5 separate regions of the Homo sapiens genome follow, and regions 1, 2, 3 and 5 are each linked to region 4. A link is a loop called in an ENCODE intact Hi-C map of the cell type or tissue named here. Cell type or tissue: PC-3. All regions are shown on one strand. Each heading gives the region's core, and the rest is flanking DNA. Links, peaks and the distances in the headings are about the cores only.

Region 1 (5,973 bases), core at 393-5,392, 130 kb before region 4:
TCACCTTGTTGATGAGATGTTTTTAAGGGTAAAATTTAGGGTAGGATTTGATGAAAATTTAAAAGTTTGGATCACTTTGTTTACCCATAGCATTCCCAAGTCCTAAGTATAAGATATTTACTAAAAAAATGATGAGATGGGAAGAATTAATGTGGGTAATATGGTATTCGTATTTTTGAAATGTGTGCGAAATTGGACCTAGGCTAGTTCATGAATTTGTTAGAAGTATCAAGATAATTAAGCAACCTGTAGGCCCACATAATTTCCTCTTGATTTTTCAATATGAACAGAAAAGCTTAGCAGACATTTCACACTCAAATGTACTAGTAGTGGATAGTCAACATCACATACAACTCAGAGTATGCATCATTTGAAGTATGGTGACATCAAAAAATATAAAGCAATTTTTGTTTTACTTTCTGAACAAATTCAACAAGCAAATTCAACGTGCCTCACATGGGGCTACAGAGATGAGACATAGTCCCTTCTTTCATGAAGTTAGGAATAATTAATTGTGTTTGACTGAGGTTAGCTGGTATAATAGAGATTGTGTGGGATCAGAGGAAAAGGTGATCAGAATTTGTGTTATGCAACTATTTTAGATGAGCTGTGAGGAAATCCCTGCTAGAGATTTGCTACTCTGTGCTTTCCACAAATAGCTGACATAGCCAGTTTGGAAATAAATACTTTGGTGATTTATTTTATTTTACTTTATTTCATTTTGAGACAGAGTCTCGCTCTGTTGCTGAGGCTGGAGTGTAGTAGCATGATCTTGGCTCATTGCAACCTCCGCCTCCCAGGTTCAAGCGACTCTTATGTCGCAGCCTCGCAAGTAGCTGGGATTACAGGCATGCACCACCATGCCTGGCTAATATTTGTATTTTTAGTACAGATGAGGTTTTGCCATGTTGGCCAGGCTGGTCTCAAACTCCTGACCTCCAGTGATCTACCCACCTTGGCCTCCCAAAGTGCTGGGACTACAGATGTGAGCCACCACGCCCAGCGTGATAATTTTAATTTTCAGAATTTCTCAACACTAAGAGCATTCTGGGTTGTGTGAGTAGAGTCTATTTTAGTTGAAAGTGGGATGATTCTGCTGTTTCATTCTAACTGTAAGTGGAAAGGAGGGGAGGAGATGGGACTGGTGGTGAATTGAGAGTTGAGGGGTACTGAAGCAGAGTCAATGAGTTGAGAGGTGGTGGTCATGTAGGATAAGGGGTTTTATTTGTAAGCAACAGAAACTGACTCTATTTTAAGGAAAAGTGAAAAATTTTCAGAATCTAATAAAAAGCTGAAAAATTCAGTTTCAGAAAGGACAAAATCAAGAGCATTTTCAGGGATTTAGGTAGTAGGAAATAATAAATCATTTTCTGAGAATGCCACTGTAAGAATAAATGGATTCCAGCTGCTTCAGTTTTTTTCTTTTATTATTTAAAAAAATCACTGATAAATACCATATTCTTTGCAGACAGCATAAGTACCAATCCCAGTTGACATCAGATGAAATGGGGAAGGCTAGTGTGAGGGAAAAGAGGAGCAGGTTTTGGCGGAAAGACTAGTTTTGGATGTCAGTGGAAGAGATTCAAATATTCAAATTGAGATATTGGGTAGGTAGTTGGATATGTGAGTCTGGAGGTAGAGAGAGAGAGATTTCAGATAGGTGGTATTTAAAGTCATGGGATTAGATATGGTTACTAAAGAAGTGAGTATACATGAGAGTCCTTAAATTGCATGGTGGGGCTTTCCAACCCAAAGAGGATGGGAGGAAGAAGAACCGGCAAAGGAGACTGAGAAGGATGATTAAGAACTTCTGCTGCTGGGCCTTTAAGTGAGAATTCATGTGTGTGTTCAAATTCTCTGAGCCCTTTCACATAGTCTGCCTATCCACATTCTTAATCTCCAACCTTTGTGCTACCAATCCTTCAGTCCAGCTTTTTCAGCAGGACATTAGACATTGCTCAGGAATTTATATAGATTCTGATCCTATGGCTTTTCTTCTGGCAGACAAAGTAAGAAGATGTATTATTTGAAGACTCTCTCTTCTTCATTATTCTCAGTCACCCCAAAGAAGAGCTATAAGCAGTAAATGAGTACTGGCATGTCACATAGAGCCATCAAAATGGGCTGGGTATTTTTCATCTTTAAGTATCTAACTGGGTTCTGGGTGAGTCCCCATGAACTGGTATATGTTTGAGGCACAGGAGTAGACTTACTGGGTGTGCACATCCTATTATGCAACGTCCTGGGCCTTTGGGCCTGCTGTGGCATCACTGGCTTGGCTGTTCAAGGCTGCAGCAAGAAAACTGCTCCTCTTTTGACGTTCTTTGCCTAGTCCCAGATTCTTGTCACTAAAAATTGGCCTCTGATTTGGTTCCTGACTCTGCATCACACCCTGAACTTCAGACATACTGATTTTCCATGAGATTGCTCTTGGCACCAGTCCCTTCACTTATATTGGCCACATTTCTTCAGAGTAATTTCTGACCTTTTTATTGGCTTAGATACCTCAAAGGAAAGAAACCTATTATCAGGGGCTTCTCTTGTTCACGTCTGGCATCAGTCTCTCTTTGGTACCAGAAATCACCCACTGTGAATAAACCTTTTTTCTTCTTTTGACACGGAGTCTCACTCTGTTCCCCAGGCTGGAGTGCAATGGGGCAATCTCGGCTCACTGCAACCTTGGCCTTCCAGGTTCAAGCAATTCTCCTGCCTCAGCCTCCCGAGTAGCTGGGATTACAGACGCCTACCACCATGCCCGACTACTAATTTTTGTGTTTTTGGTAGAGACAGGGTTTTGCCATGTTGGCCAGGCTGATCTCGAACTCCTGACCTCAAGTAGTCCACCTGCATTGGCCTTCCAAAGTGCTGGGATTACAGGCGTGAGCCACTGCACCCAGCCCACCTTTTCTTATTTTCCAAAAATTTTCTAGCCAGTCCTAATATAATGAATCATTTTTCTCCTTTGCTAGTTCAGGAGTACTGGCTGAACTAGTTAAATTAACCCCTATTATGACTTGTAAAAATCCAAACTGCTTGAAACATTTATATAATTCTATAGGAGGCCTCCTATTTTCCTGAATCAGCCCATATCTCAGCTACATTAGTTGCTTTGATGAACTTGGAGGTCAGAGTGTTTACGTGGATCTCTTTGGAGTAATGTTGGTAGAAAATTAGGTTTTGAGTTTACCCACTTTTATAAAATGGAATGTTTATTGATATTTTTAAAATGACACTGAGGGATATTTTCTCTTCTGCTTTCTTTCATTAAACTGGTTCGCTTGAAGCCAATATTTTAGCAGTCTGCTGCATTTAGTTTTTACTGTATTTTTCAGAGAGTCCTTTAACATTGTTATATACAGATTTCATAGTCATTTATTTTTAAATTTTATTATAAAGCTAATTCATCTTTGCAGACCAGTGTATTTTAATAATATTATGATCACTAGAGGGCACTCTTTAAAAGATAAAGCAGATTTTTTTCATTTCTCGATTTTTGAAATCTATGTGATCATAGCTATTGAAATAATTGAAGGTAGTGATTAAAATGATTGTTGTGTTCTGATTAAATATGGAAGCATAAATCATAATCTATAAAGGATACCGAAAATACTTTAAATAATCAACCAAATACAGGAATGGAGATGTTGTTACTTGAATTGACTATCCAACTTGCCTCAGACTGAACTTCCAAAATGCACACTTTTAACATGACAGACTTGGACACTAATGCTGTGAAACATATATATATTTTTAAAATTCAGCAAATAGCAAATACCTACTGAGGGTTTATGATGCTCTAGGCTCCCTAGAGGACACAAAAATGATTTAGATACAACCCTTGTCCACAGCGAATGTATGATCTAGCATAGAGGTATCCAACAGAAATATGATATACAAGCCACACATGAGCCACATATGAAATTCTAGAAGACACATTAACAAAGAGAAACAGATAAAATCAATTTTTGTACTGCCTTTTATATAACCCCATATATTCAAGATATTATCATTTCAAAATGTATTGAATATAAAAATTATTAATGAGATATTTACAGGTTGTTTTTGGTATTGAGTCTGAAATGCAGTGTGTACTTTACATTTCTAGCACATCTTCCCTTGCATTGGCCACATTTCAAGTGCTCAGTAGCCATATGTAGCTCGTGCTACCCTTTTGGACAGTGCAGCTCTGGGTCCCTTCACAGCTGTGGAGCTCACCTTTTTCACTAGGCTGCATCCTGGAGATTTAGGTAATAGCCTGTCAATCTTCATTGAGGTATCATTTATATATGAAGAAATTCACCCATTGTAGTGTGCAATTCTGTTACCCCCTCTCTTTTAAACAGCATCTGTTCTTATTCCAAGGATATAACATCTTATCTCTCTGAGTTTTTTTTTTTTGTTTTGTTGGTTGTTTTTGTCAGTATTTTGTTAGAAATTTTCCTCAAATGAGGCTGTAATCCCAGCACTTTGGGAGGCTGAGGTGGGAGGATTGCTTGAGTCCGGGAGTTTGAGACCAGCATGGGCAACATAGTGAGACCCCCATCTCTAAAAAAATTTTTTAATTAGCTGGGCATGGTGACATGTACCTGTAGTCCTAGCTGCTCAGGAGGCTGAGGTGGGAGGATCATTTGAGCCCAGGAGTTCAAGGTTACAGTGAAGTTTGATTGTGCCAGTGCACTCTAGCCTAGGTGACAGAGTGATACCCTCTCTCCAAAAAAAAATTTTTTTTTCCTTGTGTCTGGTGATCCTTGATTGATAGAAAACCATATGTATGTGTGTGTGTTATGTGGCATAGATTGGTGATTAACCATGTTTTTGTTTGTTTGTTTTTGAGACAGAGTCTCGCTCTGTTGCCCAGGCTGGAGTGCAGTGGCACGATCTCGGCTCACTGCATCCTCTGCCTCCCGGGTTCAAGTGATTCTCCTGCCTCAGCCTCCTGAGTAGCTGGGACTACACATGCCACCACACCCGGCTAATTTTTTGTATTTTTAGTAGAGATGGGGTTTCACCATGTTAGCCAGGATTATCTCAATCTCTGGACCTTGTGATCCACCTGCCTTGGCCTCCCAAAGTGCTGAGATTACAGGTGTGAGCCACCACGCCCGGCCGGTGATTAACCTTTGATTTCTCTGTAGAGTGAGTGAGTAAGTGAATGAGTAAAAATGAGTAATTTCTCCTTCAGCTTTCCTCTTTATCCTGCTTGGACCGTTTTCTTTCTATTCTGGGTAAACTCATTCCTTTTACTTTTGACTAGCTCTGCTTGTGCCTAGGAATCAATCCCCTTCCTCTAAGGGGTTAGTGTTGTTTTGTTTTGTTCTGTTGTATGCACACAGGGGAAACAACATTTTAAAAAATGTTATAATGGTCCAGGTTGTTATAATTCCACTGAAAAAAATAAAAGATGGTAGAAGTTAGGTGGATTACTTTCTCTTTGTGATATAATTTGCAGTATACAAGCATAGGTTGAACTATCTATTCTGTGTACTTTCCTTTAGAAAGCTGCATACCCATACTCTTTTCAGGTTTCTAATTAAATGTCACCTTCTAAGTTCAGCTTTCCATGACCCTTTAAAATTGTAAATCCCCTTCCATACCCATCTATATACCTGGCACTGACTGTTCCTTTTTCTTGCTTTGTTACTATTTTTTAGTTGCACTTACCATTATCTGACACACCATATACTTTACTAATGTCTTTCCCTCCCCAAAATGAGAATGGAAAATTTAAAAAGTAGACTTTAAAATTAATGTAACATTCATACAGAAAAGAGCAGATATTCTAAGTTTAAAGCTTGGTGAATTTTCATTAAGTGACACATAGATTTGATTACCGTGTCCCAGATCAAGAAACAGAACATTACCAGTACTGAGAGGCCTTCCATATGCCCCTTCCTATCACTAACCCTGACCCAAATCCCTCCTCAAAGGTTTGTTCGTTCTCGTTGCATTGGTTTGCATAGTACTCCATTGTAT
Region 2 (5,973 bases), core at 496-5,495, 940 kb before region 4:
GTATTCAAATGCTCGTATTTACTTACATTTTCAAATAGATGTTATTATTCTCAGTTTATAGGTGAGGGCACTGAAGCTCAGAAAACTATTTTGCTTGAGATCTCAAACCTATTAAGTGTGAATACTAAAATAAAGCCCTAGGATTTTTATTCTAAGTTAGTGGTCTTCCCACCCGTCCAGAGCTACTTCTTTAAGACAATAATACAGGGCATGCTGATCTCAGTGGAGGCCAGTCTTATGAATACCGACAGCTAAAGAATGTGCCCAGGGGTTTAAGGCAACATTCCCTACACCAAAACATGCCTCTCACTGCCTAATATTATTTCTTCATCCTTTGACTCAGGTCAGGAGGAATTTAACTGAGGTGAAAGAAATAACAATGTTTGCCTTTATCAGTGACGGATATCAACATCATGAAGCTTTTTTACCATACTTATGTCTACATCCCTCCATTACCCTTGCCCCTACAAATCCAGATTCCATATATCTGAGGTAGGACTAGCACATGTGTATATTGAAAAAATTCCCCAGAGGATTCTAAAGTACTGTTCTAATTTAAGAACGGCCTCATAAAGATTTCTTGATACATAGCTGGAAGCAAATAGACATGCAGTAAATTTTATTTTTCCTTTAAAATAAATGTATGATCAACCCTGTGTCAGGCGCTCTATCAGGCAGTGGGAACATATCAATGAACGAGTCAGGTACGGCCATTGCTTTCATGAAACTTGTATCTCATTTTGTTGCAGTGTAACAATTAATTCTATTCTATCCATAAGAGAGTCAAGTATTAAAAGATAATAGGGAAGATGACAAAAAGGAAAACAAAGATAAATCATCCATACTTTAAATTTTAGGAAAGTTAACAGTAACTAAAAAGAAGCAAAATAAATATTAAGGCTTGAGAAATAGAGATATATTGATGTTAAAAAGTAAAGTCATGCATTACATAACGACAGGAGTATGTTCTGAGAAATGCATCCTTAGGTGATTTCATCATGTGATCATAGAGTCCACTAACACAAACCTAGATGGGTTAGCCTACTACACACCTAGGCTATACGGTATAGCCTATTGCTCCTAGACTACAAACCTGTACAGCATGTTATTGCGCTGAATACTGTAGGCAACTGCGAAACAATGACAAGTTTTTGTGTGTCTAAACATACATAAAGATGGAAAAGGTACAGTAAAAATACGGTTTAAAAGAAAAAAAAAGGTACACCTGTATAGGGCAGCTCCATCATAATCTTATAGGACCACCATTATATATGTAGCTCCTCTTTGATTGAAACGCCATTATGTGGTGTGTGACTGCAATATTCTAGCTAAATCCAGCTTATCCAAGCAGTAACTCAACAGACTTGCAGTAACCTATTCTAGATATTATTAAAACACAAACACTAGGCAGGGCGCCGTGGCTCATGCCTGTAATCCCAGCACTTTGGGACGCCGAGGCGTGCAGATCACGAGGTCAGGAGATCGAGACCATCCTGGCTAACACAATGAAACCCCGTCTCTACTACAAATACAAAAAATTGGCTGGGCGCGGTGGCTCATGCCTGTAATCCCAGCACTTTGGGAGGCCGAGGTGGGTGGATCACCTGAGGTCCGGAGTTCGAGACCAGCCTGACCAACATGGAGAAATCCCGTCTCTACTAAAAATACAAAATTAGCCAGGCATGGTGGCGCATGCCTGTAATCCCAGCTACTCCGGAGGCTGAGCCAGGAGAATGGCTTGAACCCGGGAGGCGGAGGTTGCTTTCACTCAGGAGGCTGAGGCAGGAGAATGGGGTGAACCCAGGAGGTGGAGCTTGCAGTGAGCCGAGACCGCGCCACTGCACTCCAGCCTGGGCAACAGAGCGAGACTCTGTCTCAAATACAAAAATAAATAAATAAATTCATTAATTAATTTTTAAAAAATTAAAAATAAAACACAAACACTGAAGAGAAGAAGCTTAGAATAAGGGAGGAAAGCATAATGATATAAAATTAAGTAAAGTAATATTTAGTTTGCTCAGAGGGAATAAACATCTTGTGAGAGAAAAAAATTAATGAGGTTCTTGGAAGTATTTCTCTATCTCTTAGACAATTGGTAATTATCATGAAATACTACTAGTCATTAACATAGAAAACTGGGCTAGACAGAGACCTAAGAGTTATACACCCATGATTAACTTTGATTGGAGAAAACCAATTGCAATGTATGAGATCTCCTTTAATACTACTTCCTTTAATTCCATGTCTTCCCCTTCCTGCCACCTCAATTTCCACCATTTAATTTGGCACATGATGCCTCTCATAATCTGGTCTCTCAGATCTCACTACCCCAAATTTTCGACGGCCCTTACCCACTATATGACCAGTGATCCGGTAGTGCCAAACTACTTTTAGTTTCTCAAGTAAGCTATCATCTTTGATGGCCATTTGTTTTGCATATTTTCTTCCCTCTGCTTAGAACAGTCTTACCATTACCTCGAAAAAGAAATCAGACTATATTAGTTTGCGAGGGCCACCATAATGAAGTACCACAGACTGGGTAACTTAACATAAATTTTCTCAGAGTTCTGGAGGCTAGAAGTCCAACATAAACAAGTCAGCACAGTTGATTTCTTCTATGGGGTCTCTCATTGGCTTGTAAATGGCTGTTTTCCTGTGTTTTCACATATTTCCTCTGTCCATGTCTGTGTCCAAATTTCTTCTTCTCATAAGGACACCATTCATATGAAATTAGGGCCTACCCTACTCACCTCACTTTAACTTATCTCTTTAAAGACAATATCTCAGAATACAGACACATTCAAGGTTACTGAATGCTATGACTTCAATATATGAATTTGGGGGGAGAGTAAAATTCAGATTATAACAGACAAATTCTTACTGTCTACAATACAGCTTTATAGTAATTTCTTCTAAGAGTTCTTCATCTTGAATCTTTCCATCTCAGTCTGAGTTAGGTCTCCTTCCTCAGAACTTCCAAAGCACTACCTGTATTCCTCTATCACATTAAAGGATATGTTTTCTCACTCTGCTCTAAGATGTGACTTTCTTTTCCTTATCCCAGCACCTACCCCTGTGCCTCACACCTGGTAAGTGTGCCATACTCTTTGTACCTTGAAGTATAAGCCCTCTAGCCTGGCTGTATTGTGATAGTATTTCATTGGATAGGAAATATAGAATTAGAAAACATAGACAATTAGTGCCTTTTTGTAATGTTGAGTTTAAGAGATATCTATATATAGAAATAAGTAGCAAGGAAGTGGAAATACAGGCATGAAACTCAACGGAGAAAACCATGCTGAAAGTATGATTTGGTGAATGGGTATGATCACTCAGGGAACATGTATAAATGAGAATAGCATGGAAAAATCTTTAAAGAATAACAAATTTTTGAAACAGCAGGAGAAAGAATAGAAATGTCAGAGAAGCAAAAGGAGGCTAAGAGAGAATAGTTTCTCTTCCCATTGATACTATTTTCCATACTAGCATCAAACTTTGCAGTGAGCTGTTTATCCTTTATATTGCCACCAGGGGTCTCCAACAACTTCTGCAATGCCTGACAGAACTCAAAGTATCTTATAGCTGTCTTTACAAGGGCTTTGGCAACAATAACATTCCTTGAGAAAGAAGACCAGGTAGGTGCCTCAAAACAGTGTTAGATATCCTTGACTGAGCTGAAGTCCGGAGGAGTCCTTTAAGTTACTCTTGGTCTGCAGCTTACTGACCACCAGGTAGTCTCTTGTACTGGCAACTTTGTCACACAATGAATCACTGAGACATACTCTCCCTATCAAGAATTGAGACTGGTTGTTCACCTACGACACAATGAAGCCCAATACATAGATTGCATAAGGTTTGATGAGCACCCAGAGCAGACTGAAAAGAACTGGATGTTCTGAAGAAAAAAATTAAATCATGTAATAGGGACTCTATTATTTTGATTCTAGAAATTATCTATCTTCAAAAAAAAAAAGATGAGAAAAAAATGTTTTAAGTCTATCTCCTAGAATAAAGAAAAATAAGATTAGGCTGAATAAAGCTGACATTTATTTCTTAAACTTTTTCCTTTTTCTAATTATTCCTGCAGACAACTGCAATTAACTTTTATATATATATGTACTTTCATATTAAATGTTTAGAATTTTCACTAACATGGAAACGTTTAGTACAGAAAAGTAAAGATTGAACAATATTACTCATAGACCTCCTACCTCATTAACATTTTGCATATTTGTTTCTTCCATATATGTTTTGTCTCGATGTGTCCGGAATTGGTGGGTTCTTGGTCTCACTGCCTTCAAGAATGAAGCCGTGGACCCTCGCGGTGAGTGTTACACTTCTTAAAGGCGGAGTATCCGGAGTTTGTTCTTTCTGTTGTTCAGATGTGTTCGGAGTTTCTTCCTTCTGGTTTGTTCGTGGTGTCGCTGGCTCAGAAGCGAAGCTGCACACCTTCGCGGTCAGCGTTACAGCTCTCAAGGCGGTGCGTCTGGAGTTGTTCGTTTCTTCCAGTGGGTTCTTGGTCTCACTGGCTTCAGGAGCGAAGCTGCAGACCTTTGCCGTGAGTGTTACAGGCCCGTAAAGGCAGTGTGGACTCAAAAGAGTCAACAGCAGCAAGATTTATTGCAAAGAGCAAAAAAACAAAGCTTCCACAGTGTGGAAGCCGGACCCCACCTAGTTTCCACTGCTGGCTGGGGCAGCCTGTTTTTATTCTCTTATCTGGCCTCAACCACATCCTGCTGATTGGTCCATTTTACAGAGAGCTGATTGGTCTGTTTTACAGAGAGCTGACTGGTCTGTTTCGACAGGGTGCTGATTGGTGCATTTACAATCCCTGAGCTAGACACAAAAGTTCTCCATGTCCCCACCAGATTAACTAGATACAGAGTGTGGATTGGTGCATTCACAAACCCTGAGCTAGACACAGGGTGCTGATTGGTGTGTTTACAAACCTTGAGCTAGATACAGAGTGCTGATTGGTGTATTTACAATCCCTTAGCTAGACATAAAGATTCTCCAAGTCCCCACCAGACTCAGGAGCCCAGCTGGCTTCACCCAGTGGATCCCGCACTGGGGCTGCAGGCGGAGCTGCCTGCCAGTCCTGCGTCGTGTGCCCGCACTGCTCTGCCCTTGGGCGGTTGATGGGACCGGGCGCCCTGGAGCAGGGGGCGGCGCTCCTCGGGGAGGCTGCGGCCGCGCAGGAGCCCACGGGGGTGGGGGGAGGCAGGGAGGGTCAGGCATGGCCGGCTGCAGGTCCCAAGCCCTGCCCTGCAGAGAGGCAGCTAAGGCCAGTGAGAAATCGAGCGCAGCAGCTGCTGGCCCAGGTGCTAAGTCCCTCACTGCCCCGGGCCTGCGGGGCCCGCCAAGCCCACGCCCACCCGGAACTAGCGCTGGCCCGCAAGCGCCGTGCGCAGCCCCGGTTCCAACCGCGCCTCTCCCTCCACACCTCCCCGCAAGCTGAGGGAGCCGGCTCCGGCCTTGGCCAGCCCAGAAAGGGGTTCTCACAGTGCAGCAGCGGGCTGAAGGGCTCCTCAAGCGCGGCCAGAGTGGGCGCCAAGGCGGAGGAGGCGCCGAGAGCAAGCGAGGGCTGCTAGCATGCTGTCACCTCTTACTGAGCCATTATAAAATAAATTACAAACATTATACTTCAAACTAATCCCTTTAGCATACATTTCCAGAAAATAAGTGTTCTCTTACCTATTAGCAGTGCTGTTATAACATCTGACAAATTTAGAGAACTTCTTAATGTTATATATTTACCAGGCCACATTTAAATATTGCCACTTCCCTCCACAAAATGTATTATAGGCTTTTTAAAATAAGTTTTTAAACCAAGATTTAGTCAAATACCATGCATTGTCTTTGACTGTTATGTTATCTTTTCATCTAAAGCAATTTCCATTCCCTTTCCTTTTTTCCTCCATGATACAGGCTTAGCAATGAGACCAAATTGTCTTGCAGAATTTTACATAGTCT
Region 3 (5,973 bases), core at 574-5,573, 110 kb before region 4:
ACCAGTATCTTACATGAACCTCATAGCAACTCATAGCTCATGTCTGTGAAAACTGAGGCACAGAGTTGCCTAAAGAAGGCTCCAAAGTGGATTTTGCTTTAATTCCAGTACTTTTTCCACCTGATACCTTTTTCATGGTTGATTTATAGTAGAGTCAATGTGTCTTTTGAAAGAACAGTGTCCATATCTTATTGGAAATAGTAAAGCTTTCAAAAGAGAGCAGTTGTTATGAATCTGTCATCCTCTTACTTCCATCTTTAAAGTTTCAACAGTTCACTCTTTCCTTCTTACCATCCTTGTGTTTTCAGAATGCTATCACCAGTCAGTAGCAGTGTAGCATGACTACCTATTCTGAATGGTTTGTACCCTTTCTTAGACTTCAGGAGTTGCTTTCTACTCAAGCTAGTTCAATTGTTGACTCAACAAGCATTGCTAGGCATTAGATGTAACAGCACAATGTTTATTCCTTCTTTATATTTTTATGTCTTTTTATTCACAATTAAAATTTGTATAAGCTTTGCATAATTGCCATTTAAAGTTAATATTTTTCAACAAATGTAAGAACAGAAATATACCTAATTCCTACCAAACTTTTATAATTAGTTTAGCCAGTTATTCTGACCCTAACCATATAGAGGCACACCTTGTTTTGATGCACTTTGCTTTATTCTGCCTTGCAGATACTGCACTTCTTATAAATTGAAGGTTTGTGGCAACCCTGCATTGAGCATCTGTCGTGCCATTTTTCCAATGGCACATGCTCACTTCATGTCTCTGACTCACATTTTGGTAATTCTTACAATATTTCAAACCTTTTCATTATTATATCTGTTATGGTGAGCTGTGATCAGTGATCTTTGATGTTAGTATTGTAGTTGTTTTGGGGTGCCGCAAACCACATCCATATAAGACAGAGAGCTTAATTGATAAGTGTGTGTGTTCTGGCTGCTCCATTGACCTACCCTTCTCTAGTTTCTCTCCCTCTCTTTCGACCTTCCTAATCCCTGAGACACAATATTGAAATTAGGCCAATTAATAACCCTACAGTGACTTATAAGTGTTCAAGTGAAAGGAAGAGTCATATGCCTCTCACTTTAAATCAAAAGCTAGAAATGATTAAGCTTAATGACGAAGGCATGTCAAAAGCTGACATAGGCCAGAAGCTAGGCCTCTTGTGCCAGTTAGCCAAGATATGGATGCGAGGGAAAAATTCTTGAAGGAAATGTAAAGTGCTACTCCAATGAACACACAAATGTAACAGAATGAAACAGCTTTATTGCTTATATGGAGAAAGTTAGAGTGGTCTGATAGAAAATCAAACCAGCCATAACATTCCCTTAAGCCGAAGTCTAATTTAGAGCAAGGAACTCTCTTTAATTTCTTCAGGGGTTCTATGAAGGCTGAGAGAGGTGAGGAAGCTGCAGAGGAACGCTTTGAAGCTAGCAGAGGTTGGTTTATTTGGTTTAGTGAAAGAAGCCATCTGCATAACATAAAAGTGCAAGGTAAAGTACAAGTGTTAATGTAGAAGCTGCAGCAAATTATCAAGAAGGTCTAGCTGAGATACCTGATGAAGGTGGCTACACTCAACAACAGATTTTCAGTGTAGGTGAAAACAGTGTTATATTGGAGGAAGATGCCATCTAGGCCTTTCATAGCTGGAGAGAAGTCAATGCCTGGCTTCAAAGCTTCACAGGACAGGCTGACTGTCTTCTTAGGAGCTCATGCTCACATTGCCATGCAACCAGTCTTCAGAATTCTTTTCATTTTACGAAACTGAAGTTCTGTACCCATTAAACAACTCCCCATTTTCTTCTTCCTCCTGCCTCTGGCAATCACCATTCTACTTTCTGTCTCTATGAATTTGAAGTCTATAGTTGCACAGGCACAAATGTCTGTCTCTAGAAACATTTTCCAAGTAATACACTTCACTACATTTTCTCTTAGAATCACCTATATCTGTGTTAAAACTGTAAGAATCTGTGTTAAAATTTTAAGAATGTAGCAGTTGTCTTGATTAGAAATATATTTTCAATAGCCTTTCAAAAAACCAGAGACAAAAAAGCAGAGAGGAAATTATCTGCTTCTTATCTGAAGGCTAATGACAAAAAAAGTCATCCATGTGAACTTTAATAGAAATCTGCCGAAACCCTTAATGAGGTAGGTATCATGATCAGCGTAACTCATTACAGAATTGTTGTATTTTAGAGCTAGAAAAAAACCTCAGAAATAATTTTAAGTTCTTCATTTCATAAATGAAGTGATACTGTTGTGAAATGTCTAACCAAATTAATTAACTGTGCAGTTAGGATTGTAGTCTGTTTCTTGTTTCTCAAGAATTCCCTTTCAGCAATTGTTGGTGAACAGGGTCAGATTTTCTCAGACAAACTAGCTATTACTTGTGTTCTACACTATGAGTATGTTTTATAGAAAGTTTTCCTGGCTTATAATATAATTGAAGAGACTTGGAAATCTTAGCCCATGATTTCCATTTTTATATAATCTTCAAGGGCTAGAGATGTATGTGGATTGGAGGTATGTGGTTTTCCTTATCTGGGAAAGTAGTTGACAATTTCTCAGAAATTGAGCATTTATCACCAGTTCTAATGTGATAGGGAATGAGGTATTGTTCATAGTATCATCAGAAATGAAGGGAATTGGGATGAAACTTTTCTTGAATTTCTGACCCTGATGCAATCAGGCAGTTGTTGATGGATTCCATTATCTTCGTGAGTCTTGTCAATGGCAGAGACCTAATTGAAGATTAGAGCTCTTGCAGAGAAAGGTCAAATCAACCACAGTAAATATTGTTGAACAGGGTTTGGCAAACTGTAGCCCATGGGCTGCCTGTTTCTGTGAGATTTATAAGCTAACTTTTTTTTTAACATTTTTAAATCGCTGAAAAATTTTCAAAAGAATACGTCATGATATGTGAACATTACAAGAAATTTAATTTCAAAGTTTATAAATAAAGTTTTATTGGAACATGGCTACATTAATTTATGTATTGTTTATGACTATTTTTGCACTGAAACAATAGAGTAGTTGTGACAGAGAACAGATGGTCCCACAAAATCTAAACTGTTTACTATTTGGCCCTTTATAAAAAGGATTTGCCAGCTCCTGCTAGAAAACATTGAGAATGATTTGTTTTGTAGTACCATGGAAATTTGTGATCTTCTTTGCTTACCTAGAACTGCAGCTGTATGCTACAGCTAAGAAATTCCTTAAAGAACTTCTCCACTTTTTTTTTGTTTTTTTTTTTTTGTTTTTGGCCTCTGGGACAACCCACACTAGTCCATTCATGACTATTTTTTATGACTTTCTTTGCTTATTTTCCAGTGGTTCCTTTTGCCAATCATGTGAACAGACCAAAACCACACAGGAAGGTCTGTGGTTTGCCTAAAGAAGCTTTTCTACAGAGGGATATGTCTGGCTTGGGTACCTCCCTGTTTGTTGTACAAACCTATAGTTTGATTCTGATCATTACACTAGAGCTTTGATTCAAATGTATATAAAATGACCATCACTGTCAGGATGTAAAATGAATAAGCATATTTATTGTTGGATTCATATTTGTAGGACGAAAATCTTAATCTTTCTTATTTTTATCAGGCATTTTAGTAACTTTAGTAATGTTTCTCATGACTGCTAATTATACATCAAGATTAATTGCTATATTTTTTTTTAATTGGCTAACCTTAAACACATAAACCCAATGTCCTTTTTTATAGTCATCTTCTGATAGAGTTAAAACATCAGTGATAGGGAGACCACACAGCACCTCTTATAAAAGTTATTTACCTCCTTTTTCCAGCTGTGGTTACTTGATTTTAGTTCTCTTGAGGCCACTGTAAGAAGGGAGTGGCCCTACAACCATGTAAGAGATCTGTGCTTTGCAGCCACTGAGAACCGGGGATCCTGCCACTATTGCCACCATCCTTTTAAAGCATAACAACAAACAGGTGTTGTGTATCCAGAAAGAGCCCTTATCTGAAGGTTTGGAGTTTGGTTAAGCAGATCTTTTATTATGTTTTACTCATGCGTTTGGTCATAATTATGCTTTTGTGCTCAATAAGGATGATTGTTATCTGTGAAAGTAACTGACAATTTCTCAGAACCATTGCCTTGGTTCTAGGTTCTAGGTAGCTAGTAACTAGTCTGGTTAGTGCCATGGAGAATGTGGAGCACTGGTCTGGGTCATGATATTGAGTTGAGTAGCTGAATTCTCTCCTCACTTCATAGGGTAGTTCTTTTATCTGGTTAGTGCTAGATGCTCATCTGTCTTAGCTTACTTAAATTTTGAGGTCTTGGGAGTAGAGCCCAGTAATGGGAGGAGCTGGGCATACGCTCTAGGAATCTTCTGCATCCAGATAATCCTTTTTTTAGTGGAGTCTTCTCACATTTTGGGATAGGCCATGAGGTAGACTTGGGGCTCAGTAAGCAAAGCCAATGAGGATGACAAAACATGAAAAGGAAATGCTGATGCAGATGCAGGCTGGAGTGGGTGGTAAGAGGCCTGGGAGAGCAGCAAGATGAGATATCTTAGATAATGTTTGTTCTGACTTAGTAATAAGGTGAAATTGGGATGTGACATAACCTTAAGGCATTTTGACTTAGCTCTCACATGTTGGTGAGAATTGAGACTAGAGGGAAAACCCCCTATTTTCATTTCTGAAATGCAGAAAAATAGAGTGAACATTTATAATCCAACCCTGGTATTTTAAAACATGTGTAATAACAAAGTCGGTTATTGTATAATTTGGAAATGCGATGTAAGATATTATGATAAAGCTGTGATTTTCTGATTTAAGAGGGAAGAGTGAAGTGGAAGCCATGCTCGTTCTCCTCTGAGGAGGGTAGAGGACCGTGGACTCGCGTGGCAGGCACTAGTCCAGGGAGGGAAGCCATGAAAGAGAAAGAGAGGAGAGCTATGTCTCAGCCCCTGAGCTGTCCTCTATGAAAAGCTTCACACTCTGTGTCCAGCTGTCTCAATCAAGTCCTGGAAGAATGGTCTCCTTCAGAAGCTTTATTGCTGGCACCCAGGCCACATTGTCCTAAGAGGTGTGACCCACCAGGTCATGAGCCATGAACCCTCTAGTAGGCAGATCCTCCAACAGTTTAAGTATTTTGTGTGTGTGTGTGTGTGTTAATGTGTGTGTGTGTATCTGTCTACTTACCACCAGGCTGAGTTACTGGGGGTCTGCCTAGAAAGGAACAGTGTCCCTGTAAACAGGAGGAGGCTCCCCAGAACATCAGCATCCAACATAAACACGCTGAATTAGGACAATACATCCTGGCTCCTTTGAGGAGGGGCTGTTCCCAAAGCCCTGGCAGGATAGAAGAGGGGACAGTGGGGGCTAGAAAAGGAGTAGGTATCAGCAGGAGTTACTTGAGTTTTCTCCTCTGACTGTAATTGGTTTAAAGTAGAGTCCAAGATTATTAAAGTTGGACTAGATCTTAGGGATTTTCCAGTTCCACCTCCTCATTTTACCAGTGAAGGAACAGATACATACAGGGGTTCTAGAATTTATCTTAGATCAGAGAGGTAATGAGTGGCCGTGTTGGCTAGACTCCAGGTCTCTTGATTCAGTAATGATTCTTTCTCCAACCTGGATCACGAAGGGTTAAATTGTAGCAGGACTCTGGGATGGGATTCAGGGGTGCCAAATGCTATAAGTACAACCCACTGCTGTCTCAGGAAATTGTGGTTAGGATAGTGGTCCCTAGAACAGGTGACCCGAGAAGAACTTCTGACTTAGGTGAACGTTATACGTTTTGGAGAGGACTATGATGTGATTGTTTGGGAAGGGGGCATCTAGGCATATCAGCAAGTCTCACTTGCTGAGAGTGAGATGGAGATAGAGAAAATTCTTTGAGAGGTGGGTGGAGGGATCTAGTTGAAGGCTCTCCTGTTGAGCTTTGAATTTATAGTCAGTGTTTATAGAGTCTAGGCAAGTAGTATCTACTGTGACA
Region 4 (5,973 bases), core at 658-5,657:
GAGGTTAAGTTTTTAAGACTATGAAATGCATATTTATATTTTAATTTTTTGGTTGTCAGACCAAAAACTGTTTTGTTCCACTGTGACAGGCCCACTGAGCTACTAGCATGTCCAAGAAGTGCTTTTAAAATCTAAATTTGTTTATGAGAGCTTTGCTGTTTACATTGTAGGTATGCACCAGGGAAAAGAATTCAAAGTGACACCAAATATGTGCGCATTAAATAACACCATCTGCCCATTTGGATCTGTGCAGCTCTTTTAAAATACTGTGAGGTGCTCGCCCAAAGCCTGACATATTTCAGGATAAGGGAAAGATTTTTATGTTAAGACCCTACATGAAGACACTGTTTGAAGTTTCAGAAGGCTTTGAGTTCTTCCCTTCTTTCTTTCCTAGTTGTTCATTCAATATTTATTAGAAGGACGGGGTCCTTTTTTATTCTAGTGCCCCCTGTACACAGCAGAGGTCCATCTTTATACTTATGTTCTCTGTACACAGCAGGGGCTGTACTATTGCAGTGATATGACAGACCTGAGAAGGCCCTCCTTTTCCTCCCCAAGCAGCTGCATGAATAACCCAGTCTTTACTGAGGTCTATTATTACTGCATTAGAAATACTGGGTAGAAGGTCTATCACCTATTACAAAGCAAATGTCCAGTTAATATGAGTCATTTTTTACCTTAGGATGAATAATCTGGTCCCATTTGATAGACTACTACTTCTGAATTGGTTTTTATAACTAGGAAAGCACAGAGGGACAGTGTCAGAGGGCACTTGGAAGTAAAGATTTGAAAAAAGGAATGATAGGCTACATCTGTCTGTTTATACGAAGCAAGGGAGCTATAAAGTCTTGATAGAGGGCCTTGGTAAGATAGTGACAGAGAGTAGGGGCTTTAGGCTAAGTGACTATTTAATTAGCTCTGTGACTTTGGTCAGGTCATTGTAACTTGATGGGTAGTTCTCATTCTGCATCTGTAAGTGGACTCTACATAGTCCTTTAAGGTCCTTTTTAGCGCTGACACTTTATGATTCTGCTGGAAGAACTGAGAAATCTGAAGAAACCCAGGGTTTGTGTGTGTGTGATGGGTACAGGCATGCCAGGAGCCTGTGAGAGGTATTATGGATCTGTGACATAGACTTGTAGTGGCAGGGGCTAAGTCTGTAATCCTGGAGCACCGCTTGTGATTGGTGTGGAACATGTAGTGCTGTGTGATGGAATCAATGAACTAAGGACTGGCAGGTGCTCCAGCAGCACAATATAGAAAGCAGAAAAATGACTTGGGGCACAGAATTTTCTGGGTCCTTTGGAGTCTTCTCTTCTAATAAATGCAAAGCCATGAATCTATTGAGGGCCTTGTTGAGTGGTCAGGATTGTACAGTGAGCAGTACCCTTCATCATGATGATTTACAGTACTTTCTACCAACTGTCTAGTAACAGGCAAAATGCTGTAGTAACCTGAATTATAGACTGGCATAAAGTGGGGTGCCTCATGGCAGCATGTGAGGTGTGCTGCCCATGGGAGGGATGTGCATCATTAACATAGTAAATGGCAGCTTTGCTATTACTTTTGAAAACCAACTGCAGCAGGCACCGACTTAGGTGTTTTACATGGGGTTAGTATGAAAATTCAGGACCCTTGAGATAAATAACAAATATGATTTCCACTTACAGTTGAAGAAACCGACGTTCAGATAATAACTCACCTGGGGTTATAGACTCCCTTCTAGATCCATGGTGTGTAAATTTATCATTCCTGAGCTTTCTTCTTTTATGCAAAATCCCATTCCTAGTCATTCCAAATGTTACAGATTAGTCTTGTCCTTTCTTAACTTGATAGTATATTCCCCCGTCTCTGCCCAGAGAAAATACTTGGATGTTTTAACATGTGATAATTCACGATAGGTTGAGCACTTTAAAAATTTGAAAATCTGAAATCTTAAGTGCTCCAAAATCTGAAACTTTTTGAGTGCTGACCTGACACTCAAAGGAAGTGCTCATAGGAGCATTTTGGATTTTGGATTTTTGGATTAGGGATGCTCAGCCAGTGTGATACACATATTCCAAAATCTGAAAATATTCAAAATCCAAAACATTTCTGGTTCCAAGCATTTCATGTAAGGGATACTCAACCTATAGTCAAAAAGAGTAACTACCTGGGATTAAATCAAGGTGTCCTGTTATAGGATTGGAAACATTTCGTTTGATTAATACTTCCTTCTGGTCATTCATAAATGTTCCTTATATCTTTTTAGAAATCTTTAATAGAACAAAACAGGGAAAACATCAGTTTTAAAATTATATCCCAAAGTCCATTCCAGGGTAGATAATCTTGTTTTTATGGAATAAGTAAGGGTAAAGGTAATTCTATGTTAATTGCACATTTTATGTTATAAAAATGTAGCTATCCTATGAGACTCTGGGATATGATTGATTCTTAAATTTCTTCTGTGGAATGATTTGTGACTGCCTAAGGAAACCCCCAGTCAGGGAGGAGAGAAAAAGATGTGGGGGAGAACCGCTTTGAGCAGTGGTAGGAAGTGTTCACTGTAGAGAGGCAGAGATCCCAGGTAAGAAGGGTTGGGGGAGGTCACTTGCTTTTCCAGTGCTTAGGAGGTCCTGACTTCAGTCTAATCATGTAAGCATCATTGTTCTTTCATTACTGAAAGTTACTTCTTTTCCCTTTTGTAATTCACAGTACATAACAATTAGTAGGCTTGTGAACTAGGAAACATTAATGGTGTACAACAGATGCTTGTGTTTATAGAGCACTTCTCTGCAAGTGGAATAATGCTGAACCTCAGTGGCTGGGTGCTATCCATGTGGGAAACGGGATACAGCTCATTCTTTTGTTCTGTAAAACCAGTATTTCCTTAAGGAGGTCTTACCAAGCACCCCCACTCCTTCCTGCCCCGCCCCTACCCCGATTTTGCTCTTAAGCATTTTACAGAGGTATGGTTTTTATCAGAATATAAAGTGCAAAGAACTGGAATATTTCATAAGCCGTATTTCAAAAACTGACTTATTTATATACATTTCTGGAATTGTCTTTCAGCTATGGTGATTTTGTTATTTGAATATTATATATAAATTTGGAGAAAAATTATATTGAGCAGTTCTTAACAGTGTTCTTTTATCCATGATTGATGTTATAGTTTTTTGAAACCAGTATTAAGCAGAGAAAACCACACTGAGAATTTTAAATGTTATTATTAAATTTACTAAAATCTAATTTTTAGAATAAACAGTTTTTGAAATAAAATATACTTAAGGTGGAATTAGTAAATGTAACATGTTTTATGGGCATGTGTACAGAAGTCGTAAATGATAACAGTGACCATAAACACGCTTATTTTTCTGTTCTAGATATTTGAATGGTGGTATTTTCGCAAATACGGAACTTCATTCATTGAACAAGTCTCAGTAAGCCACTTGCGCCCCCTTCTGGGAGGGGTTGACAACAACTCTTCCAACAATTCTAATTCCAGTAACGGGGACTCAGATTCCAATAGGCAAAGTGTCTCAGGTATGGAATTTCCTTCAGTTTGCAATATTATTTGCTTACTGTTACTAAATTATTATTGTTACTCATACTAAGAGATTAAGAATGTTGTTATTTAAACATTAGGCTTCAGAGAAAAATGCAGATCATTTTCCCATGGAGTTGACAACCTGTATCAGAGAGGGAGGGTATAAACATCCTAGGGAAAGGAAATGCTTATCTTATTAATTTTACCCTCCTTTTTTTTTTTATGTGAGAGTCTTGCTCTGTCACCCAGGCTGGAGTGCAGTGGCATGATCTTGGCTCACTGCAGTCTTCACCTCTTATGCTCGGGTGATCCTCCTACCTCTCAGCCTAGCAAGTAGCTGAGACCACAGGTGTGCACCACCATGCCTGGCTAATTTTTGTATCTTTTGTAGAGTGGGCTTTCGCTATGTTGTCTAGACTGGTCTCAAACTCCTGGGCTCAAGTAATCTGCCCGCCTTGGCCTCCCAAAGTGCTGGGACTACGGGTGTGAGCCACTGTGCCGAGCTAATGTTATTTTTTCCCATTTGACTTAACCAATGGTCATTTAGGTCAGTGTTCCCAACCTGATGCTATAGCTTCCTTGTCCATAGTTTCTCAGACCACAGTGAATAGATTCATTTTCTTCTATGATAATTGCAGAATCTTGTGTCTAACTAGATCTGATCACATCACTCCTCTGCTTAAAAGGTATCATTGGTTCCCATTCCACTGAAGATAAGGCCCAGGTTCCAGATTCCTTAGCACAGCATGAGCTGCTTGGCAACTTTGGCTTCTGTCACAATCCAGTCCCTTTCCCATATGTCCTGTTTTCTAGTCACATGAAGCCAGTTTTTATTTCTTGAACATGCCATGTTTCTCATGACGCTCTGCCTACAAGTCTCCCTTTTCCCTTATTCATCCATCCAAATCACTATCCAAATCAAATGTCACCTCCTGGGAAGCCTTCTCTGATAGTCTGTACACTATCTCTCTACTTCTGTTAATCTTTAATATTTTTACCTTTAGCAACACATCAAATTACATTGTAATTTTTAAGGTATGGCTTTATTGTAGTATCTCTAGCATCTTGCAGTGTCTACTATTTCTTTGAAACAAAGCTGCTGTTACAGCACTAAGAATAGCATCAACATTTATATAAAGAATAAGGCTTAATCAAGGCATCCACTAAGAGAGACAGCAAAATAACAGGGACAATGGGAAGGGTATGAACTCTTCATTGCATTGAGAAATGATATCAAGAGATTTAGATCAAGTAGAGAGAGAAGGGAAACTTCAATGAAAATATAAATGTATTCACTATAAAAAATGATCTCTAATGAGGATGGTTTCTGTTTTCAATTTGTTAATTTTCTACAATGTTCTTTGTCATTCAAAGGCTATAGTGACTCAAGTCAGACAAGAGCACAATTAATCTGTGGGATATTCACAGCACCTGCAAAGTGGTAGCAGTTATCCACCACTGCTCATGCCTGGTGACTGAATGATCAAGATTCCTCATTAGAATAATAAACAGCATTTATTATACTAGCTGGATAAAGTAATGTTTTGCTTTGGTGAGGTCTCTTTTCCTTTCAGAGAGTGGATGAGTTTACAAAGTCTCAGACAATTTTGTTACCTGGCTGAGCAATGCCATCTTTTATATGTGTACCCTTTAGGATAAAATAAATTGTGCCAAGAGGTGTCCAGTACTACTCATAGCTGGCTGGCAGAGTCTATTAAAAGAGTATTGACTTAAAATCTGGAACAAAATTTATGTATACACTAATCCTTGATAATTATAACCTGGTTAGACAGTTATGAAATGTGGATGGGTTATTCTAGAGAGGAAGAAAAAAACCTAATGTGGCTTTTTAAATTTCTTCTTTATCCTTCATGTTTTAGAACTGGTGGCTCTCTCCTTAAAGGGGCAAACTACTTTTCCCAGCTTAGGTCAGGATCTCCTCCTTTGTTTTCCTTAGATTTGTATGTTTTCCTCATGCAACCAGAGCACTTACCACTTTGTCTCCTTCAATAGACAGAGTTTTCCATGGGGATAAGAACTTTGCCTTTAAAAAAATCATATTCTTAAAAACCTATACAAGACCAGGTTCATAAGAAGTACTTAGAAAATGTTTACTGAGGTGACAAAGAGACTGAGCTAGGAAATTCTTCCCACCTGTTTTATAAGAGGAGAAAGTACAGGCCTTGCATGCACTCATGCATTGATTCATTGAGTTTCAAAGAAATAGGATGCTACAAGAAGCTAGAAATAAAGCCGTGCCTTAAAAATTATAATGCAATTTTGTAAGTGTTGCTAAAGGTAAAAATATTAAAGATTAATGGAAGTAGAGAGATAGTGTACAGACTATCAGAGAAGGCTTCCCAGGAGGTGACATTTGATTTGGATAGTGATTTGGATGGATGAATAAGGGAAAAGGGAGACTTGTAGGCAGAGCATCATGAGAAACA
Region 5 (5,973 bases), core at 379-5,378, 190 kb before region 4:
CTTCAAATTTTGCAAGGATTGCCCTGCTGGGTGCAGTGGCTCACACCTGTAATCCCAGCACTTTGGGAGGCCGAGGCAGGCAGATTACTTGAGGTCAGGAGTTTAAGACCAGCCTGACAAACATGGCAAAATTCCATCTCTACTAAAAATACAAAAAAATTAGCCAGGCGTGGTGGCGTGCACCTGTAATCCCATCTACTCAGGAGGCTGAGGCAGGAGAATCACTTGAACTGGGAGGTGGAGATTAAATGAGCAGAGTTAGCTACACTCCAGCCTGGGCAACAGAGCGAGACTCCATCTCAAAAAAATAAAAAAATAAAAATGTTTCCAAGTCCACTGAACTGGACTGTCAAGATCCTTCTTTCTCTCACTTGTAATTTGTGGACTGTAGGTCCAAAGTGATAACATTACCCAGGAGAAGGTTAAAGGTAGAGATGAGAATAAGTGTATTGCCCTTCCCCCAAGCCCACTGTCATAGAAAATATATTCATTTTCTATTGCTGTATAACAAGTGGTCACAAAGTTAGGTCTTAAAATAATGCAACCTTATTATCTCACAGTTCTCATGGGTTCAGGCACATGTCAGCTGTGTCCTCTGTTCATGGTTCCGCGAGGCTGAAATCAAGGTGATGTCTGAGGCTGCAATCTCATCTGAGGCTTGGATTCCTCTTCCAAGCTTATGTGGTTGTTGGCAGTTCCTTGTGAATTGAATTTTGGAATAGAGCAATTATGTAATGTGTTAGCCAAACTGCAATATTTTTGAGAGAATGGAGAGCTCTTAATTATTACATTGAAATAACAGGTGTAAATAGGAACTATTCTGGACAAACTGCTATGTGTGGCCACCCTAATCAACAACAGTGAACTCTGAAAGCTGTGCAGCCCCAGTCATAGCCAGGAAAGATAATGGACAATGAAGAACCTTCCCTGGGAATGACGCACAAGGAGTTTTCCTCAGAGAGCGGAATCAGGGGCTACCTCATGAACTAAGCCATAAAACCACTACCAGAGTAGGGAAACCTTGTTTCATTTCTGAATTGCAATTATTCTGTTCCTACGTTGTATATTAAGAGTGTTAGGGCACTTAACATCTTCTAATTTATAGTTTGCTGGACGATGAGATGCATTTGTTTTTGGTGATGAGAATTGTGTATTCACCCTGCTATCTTGGACTTGGAGCTGACTGTAGTGAGGGATGGGTCCTTGGGGGGGGGGTAAATATACTACTCTGTGTGTAACTAGAAGGATGTGTTCACATAAATCAAAGGCGGTAATCTGTGGTGGAAATTGGTGGTTGCCCCTTCAATATTTATTTTTAGTTATGTGACTAAGTTCTGGCTAATGGGATAAATGAAAGCGTTGTAGGGCAACTCCTGGGATTTGCCCTCAGGGTCAGAACCTGTGTACTCCCCTTTTATTCTCTCTTCCTCCATCCTGCTCTTTGAAACTCTGATGCCACCGTCTTGAGCCATCAGGTCTAGGCACAAATGGAACTGAACACTCTCCCTCACACTTTGAAACACAATACCAGCTCAAATCATGTACCTGGCTTTTTACCTGAGAAACAAACTTCTATCTTGTTTAAGCCTCTGCTATTTTGTTTGTTGTCATCTGCAGCTTAACCTAATCTTAAAACTTAGATCCTCAGCCAGGAGCGGTGGCTCATGCCTGTAATCCCAGTACTTCGGGAGGCTGAGGCGGGCGGATCATGAGGTCAGGAGTTCGAGATCAGCCTGGCCTGGCCAGCATAGTGAAACCACATCTCTACTAAAAATACAAAAAACTTAGCCGGGCGTGGCAGCAGGCACCTGTAATCCCAGCTACTTGGGAGGCTGAGGCAAGGAGAATCGCTTGAACCTGGGAGGTTGCAGTGAGCGGAGATTGCGCCACTGCACTCCAGCCCGGGCAACAGTGCGAGACGCCGTCTCAAAAAAAAAAAAAAAACTTAGGTGCTCACTCTGCACCTCATCCTGTCTGATATTTAAAAAAAAAAAAAAAAATCATATGGGCTTGAAGATCTGGCCAAACCAAATAGTGAACATTTTGGAACTAATAATGAGTTACAGAAAAACCTTCCTGTAAAGTCAACAAAACTCAGAAATCATAAAGGAAAAGACTGACAGATTTTTCCTCCCCACACATTTAATATATTCTGGCCACAGAATATGTTAAATATTCTACAGAAGAATATTCATGGGAGAGCCCCTTAGAAATGGTTGCAAACTTTTTTTCTCTCTCCATCTGCTCGCGCTCTGTCTCTCTCTGGAATCTCGCTTTGTTGCCAGGCTGGAGTGCAGTGGCACGATCATAGCTCACTGCAGCCTCAAATTCCTGGGTTCAAGTGATCGTCCTGCCTCAGCCTCCTGAGTAGCTAGGACTACAGACTCGCGCCACCACACCCGGCTATTTTTATTTTTCACAGAGACAGGGTCTCGCCATGTTGCCCAGGCTGGTCTCAAACCCCTGGGTTCAAGCAATCCTCCCTCCCTGGCCTCCCAAAGTGCTGGGATTGCAGGTGTGAGCCGTCGCACCAGGCCTGCCTTTTATCTTTTAATTTTGTGTTTGGCATCTTTTGTGTTCAGAGATGTTATCATTATGTGTCTCGCTTAGTGTTTAAAAATTCTGCTTAAAAGGGAAAATGGTTTGTGTTTCTGAGCATGTGTTTGAGTGGGATGAGATCCTGTTTCCGAAATTAACGACAGGAATGGACAAGACTGCAGTTTCCAAGAGGCGCCAGCAGGTGGCACTGTTCCCATTTCAAGCTAATCGCAGTATAGGTAGATGCCGCGCGGAGAAACGAGTCCAGGACATCCTGTGTCCCATCCCTTGGAGCATCTCCGCTGCTCAAGGTTCGGCTATTACTCAGCAGAAGGGCACTGCTGGTCTGGAAAAGAAACTTTAGGAAGCGGAAATAGTGATAAGTTAGGGTATTTATTACCGGCTAACACTTGTAGAAAAGTTTGACTATATTCAAGCCAAGAACACAAGGATTCTTGGCTGTCTTTGAAGTTAGGGACTCATCTGCAAATGTGAAGCGAGCTATGATCTCTTTTCTCAGAAAAGTGCATTCGTGTCTGCACATTGCCATTTTTCTCTCTGTCTTCTCTCACAACACGCAGTCTTCATACAATTAGAGTTCATGGCCCCTATAATCCACTATCTCTTGACCTGAATAATGTTCACAGATTTCACACAAAAAAACTGTTTCAGACCTCCACTGTTAAATTATTTTCAGCACAACTCGTCTTTTAACAAACTTTCCTCCAACTCTTCCTGGTTGCAGACACTATTCTAGGTACTTGATAAACACAGCAGTGAATTAGACAGTGAAAAGGGCCTTAGTCACTAGAGAGAGAGAGAGAGGCACTACATAAGTCAACAACAGCAAAAAATGCCAGATAGGGATAAAGGTATAAAGAAAATAGGGTAAAGTCCTCTGTAAAGAGATGGCATGAAAACCAAGATGAGAAGGAAGCAGGAGTCAGAAAACGCGGGGGACAGTATTCCCCACAAGGAACCAGCTTCTGCAAAGGCCGAGGCGGCGGTGGGCTTGGCTGAATCAGCCAGAACTCTTGGCATTTCTCTCAATTCCTTTCTTTCTTTCACTAACCACATTCAATTGACAGCGAGTTCTGTCCATTTTACTTCCAAAATACATCTCAAGTAAGTCCACTTCTCTCTATTCCTAGTGCTATCACCCTAATACAAACTGCCTAGACTGTGGGAATAATCTAACTTTTTTGTTCATTTGTTCGGCATCTACTCTCATTTCCCTCCAATCCATTTCCTATCTAGTTACAGAGGAGTGATTTTGATTTTTATTTAATTATTTTATTTCTTTTTCTTTTCTTTTTTTTTTTTTTTTTTTTTTTTTTTTTGAGGCAGAGTCTCGCTCTGTTGCCCAGGCTGGAGTGCAGTGGTGCAATCTCGGCTCACTGCAACCTCCGCCTCACGGGTTCAAGCGATTCTCCTGCTTCAGCCTCCCGAGTAGCTGGGATTACCTCCATGCACCACCACGCCAGGCTAATTTTTACAAAATAGAGGAGGTTTCGTCACATTGGCCAGGCTGGTCTCAAACTCCTGGCCTGAAGCGATCCACCCACCTTGGCCTCCCAAAGTGCTGGGATTACAGGCCTGAGCCACCGCTCTGGCCTAAGAGTATCTTTTTATAATGCAAGTCTTGTCGTTTTCCTTTCCTGCTTAAAACCCCTCACATCCTTGCTAATGAGGTCTCTAAATGGCCTTCTCAGGGTAAAGGTAGAAAGAATGGCAGATAAAACAAGACAGCTGGCTGATGTGGAGGGTCCTGCCCCTTCCCCCTTACTCTTGTGCACTCAGTTGCACTTTCAGCACCTAACAGTGGCTTAAACTAGGGTCAACAATCTATGTATGGCCCATGGGCCAAATTCGCAAAGATTCTCACCTTGACCGAACTCTCTAGTTAGAATTTTTTGAGCTCTCTTTCTTTTTTCTTTTCTTTCTTTCTTTTTTTTTTTTTTTCTATTTGAGACAGAGTCTTACTCTGTCGCTTAGGCATGAGTGCAGTGGCGCCATCTCGGCTCACTGCAGCCTCCACCTACTGGGTTCAAGCGATTCTCCTGCCTCAGTCTCTCGAGCAGCTGGGATTACAGGCATGTGCCACCACGCCCAGCTTAAGTTTTGTATTTTAGTAGACATGGGGTTTCACCATGTTGGCCGGACTGGTCTCAAACTTGGTGATCCACCTGCATTGGCCCCCCAGAGTGCTGGGATTACAGGCGTGAGCCACTCCGCCCGGCCTGAGCTCTTTTTCAGCTAGGCCTCAACCTTTGGGCTCCCATGTTTATCTCTGTATTGTCCAGTTTTAGCAAGAATCCTGCTAAGTCGGTTTAGCCAGAATCCTTTACCTCTGATGTTGCCTCTTAGTAATTTTTCCATCTGACCCGCATCCTGCTCCTTGGCTAAAAATTTCCACTTGTCTTTGTTGTGTTCAAAGTTGAGCTCAATCTCTCTCCCCCACCGCAAAACCCCATTGCAGTGGCCCCTACAACTGATCCCAATGGTAAGTCTATCTTACCTTCTTTAACAAGTGTCATGAATGACTTTTCTTTTAACAAAATCCAGCCTATTGCCTGTTTTCATACAGCTGGAAAGCTAAGAACGATTTTTACATCACTACATGGTTGAATAAATAACAAGATGAATAACACCTAATAAAGTGCATTAAAGTATGCCATTCACTACTCTAAAGTTTTGCACTTGTTAGCTCATTTTATCATTATAATTCTGTGAAGTAGGTATTATTACTCATTTTATAGATGAACTTTGAAACTGATGCTCCAAAAATTGGCCGGGCGTGGTGGCTCATGCCTGTAATCCTAGCACTTTGGGAGGCCGAGGTGGGTGGATTGCCTGAGCTCAGGAGTTCGAGGCCAGCCTGGCCAACATGGTGAAACCCTGTCTCTACTAAAAATACAAAAAATTAGCTAGGCATGGTGGGGCGTGCCTGTAATCCCAGCTACTCGGGAGGCTGATGCATGAGAATTGCTTGAACCCGGCAGGCAGAGATTGCAGTGAGCTGAGATGGTGCCATTGCACTGCAGCCTGGGTGACAAGCAAGACTTTGTCTCAAAAAAAAAAAAAAGGTGAATTAAGTAGTAGTTCAGCTGGAAAGCTGGGATTCAAACTCAAGGAGCCTTAATTTCGAGCCTATTCTCCCCACATGAAAAGGTATCCAGCACTATGAAGACAGGTATGTGAGTGGCAAAAGAGAGATGTGGGCAACAGATGGTGCTGAGTTCCCAAGAGGGAAGATCACTGTGTCTCAGAGAAGCAAGGGAAAGTTGTGTAGGCAAATGAGGCCATGTTTCCACCATGATGCGAGGCAGCACTAGCCCCAATTAAGTGAGTGTTCTCTATCTCTCCCCACTATCTCAGTAGTGAGCCTGTATTATATTCGATGATTATATTTTGGATTTTTCCAGTAAAAAAAAT

Evidence for each region. A loop is a pair of places that touch in the nucleus more often than their neighbours do. Peaks named below come from ENCODE experiments on the same cell type or tissue, not always from the same donor. Only the 100,000 strongest peaks of a DNase experiment are listed, where the experiment ranks them.
Region 1: it touches region 4 in a loop (11-fold over the local background); 105 of 110 quality-filtered maps call a loop at or near these places.
Region 2: a loop joins it to region 4, with 3 times the contacts of the local background. A loop is called at or near these places in 19 of 110 quality-filtered maps.
Region 3: it touches region 4 in a loop (2.7-fold over the local background); 11 of 110 quality-filtered maps call a loop at or near these places.
Region 5: it touches region 4 in a loop (8-fold over the local background); 96 of 110 quality-filtered maps call a loop at or near these places.

The regions. Positions count from the first base shown.
Region 1 is chr7:116,985,128-116,991,100 of GRCh38, forward strand. The region is part of intron 1 of ST7 (suppression of tumorigenicity 7); the gene reads left to right. Among named protein-coding and RNA genes, the nearest start is that of MIR6132, 32 kb to the right of the region's middle. In PC-3, for the core only: a CTCF peak has its summit at 3,459 (motif pointing right); a DNase peak (open chromatin) is centred at 1,914; H3K27ac peaks cover 1,153 bases.
Region 2 is chr7:116,176,868-116,182,840 of GRCh38, forward strand. No RefSeq gene overlaps it. Among named protein-coding and RNA genes, the nearest start is that of TES, 31 kb to the right of the region's middle. In PC-3, for the core only: a CTCF peak has its summit at 3,543 (motif pointing right); a DNase peak (open chromatin) is centred at 3,564.
Region 3 is chr7:117,006,007-117,011,979 of GRCh38, forward strand. All of the region lies in intron 1 of ST7 (suppression of tumorigenicity 7), which reads left to right. Among named protein-coding and RNA genes, the nearest start is that of MIR6132, 11 kb to the right of the region's middle. RefSeq lists an enhancer at 5,000-5,079. In PC-3, for the core only: no CTCF peak of the experiment used is centred there; DNase peaks (open chromatin) are centred at 3,375 and 4,545; H3K27ac peaks cover 1,535 bases.
Region 4 is chr7:117,116,199-117,122,171 of GRCh38, forward strand. It overlaps ST7 (suppression of tumorigenicity 7), which reads left to right. Exons shown (of 16, transcript NM_001369598.1): 3 at 3,363-3,522. ST7-AS2 (ST7 antisense RNA 2) reads right to left here. Exons shown (of 5, transcript NR_109981.1): 3 at 2,153-2,255; 4 at 1,703-1,785. Among named protein-coding and RNA genes, the nearest start is that of ST7-AS2, 26 kb to the right of the region's middle. In PC-3, for the core only: a CTCF peak has its summit at 3,450 (motif pointing left); a DNase peak (open chromatin) is centred at 3,463; H3K27ac peaks cover 360 bases.
Region 5 is chr7:116,927,873-116,933,845 of GRCh38, forward strand. No RefSeq gene overlaps it. Among named protein-coding and RNA genes, the nearest start is that of ST7, 23 kb to the right of the region's middle. RefSeq lists a silencer at 1,023-1,317. In PC-3, for the core only: a CTCF peak has its summit at 2,733 (motif pointing right); a DNase peak (open chromatin) is centred at 2,769; H3K4me3 peaks cover 786 bases.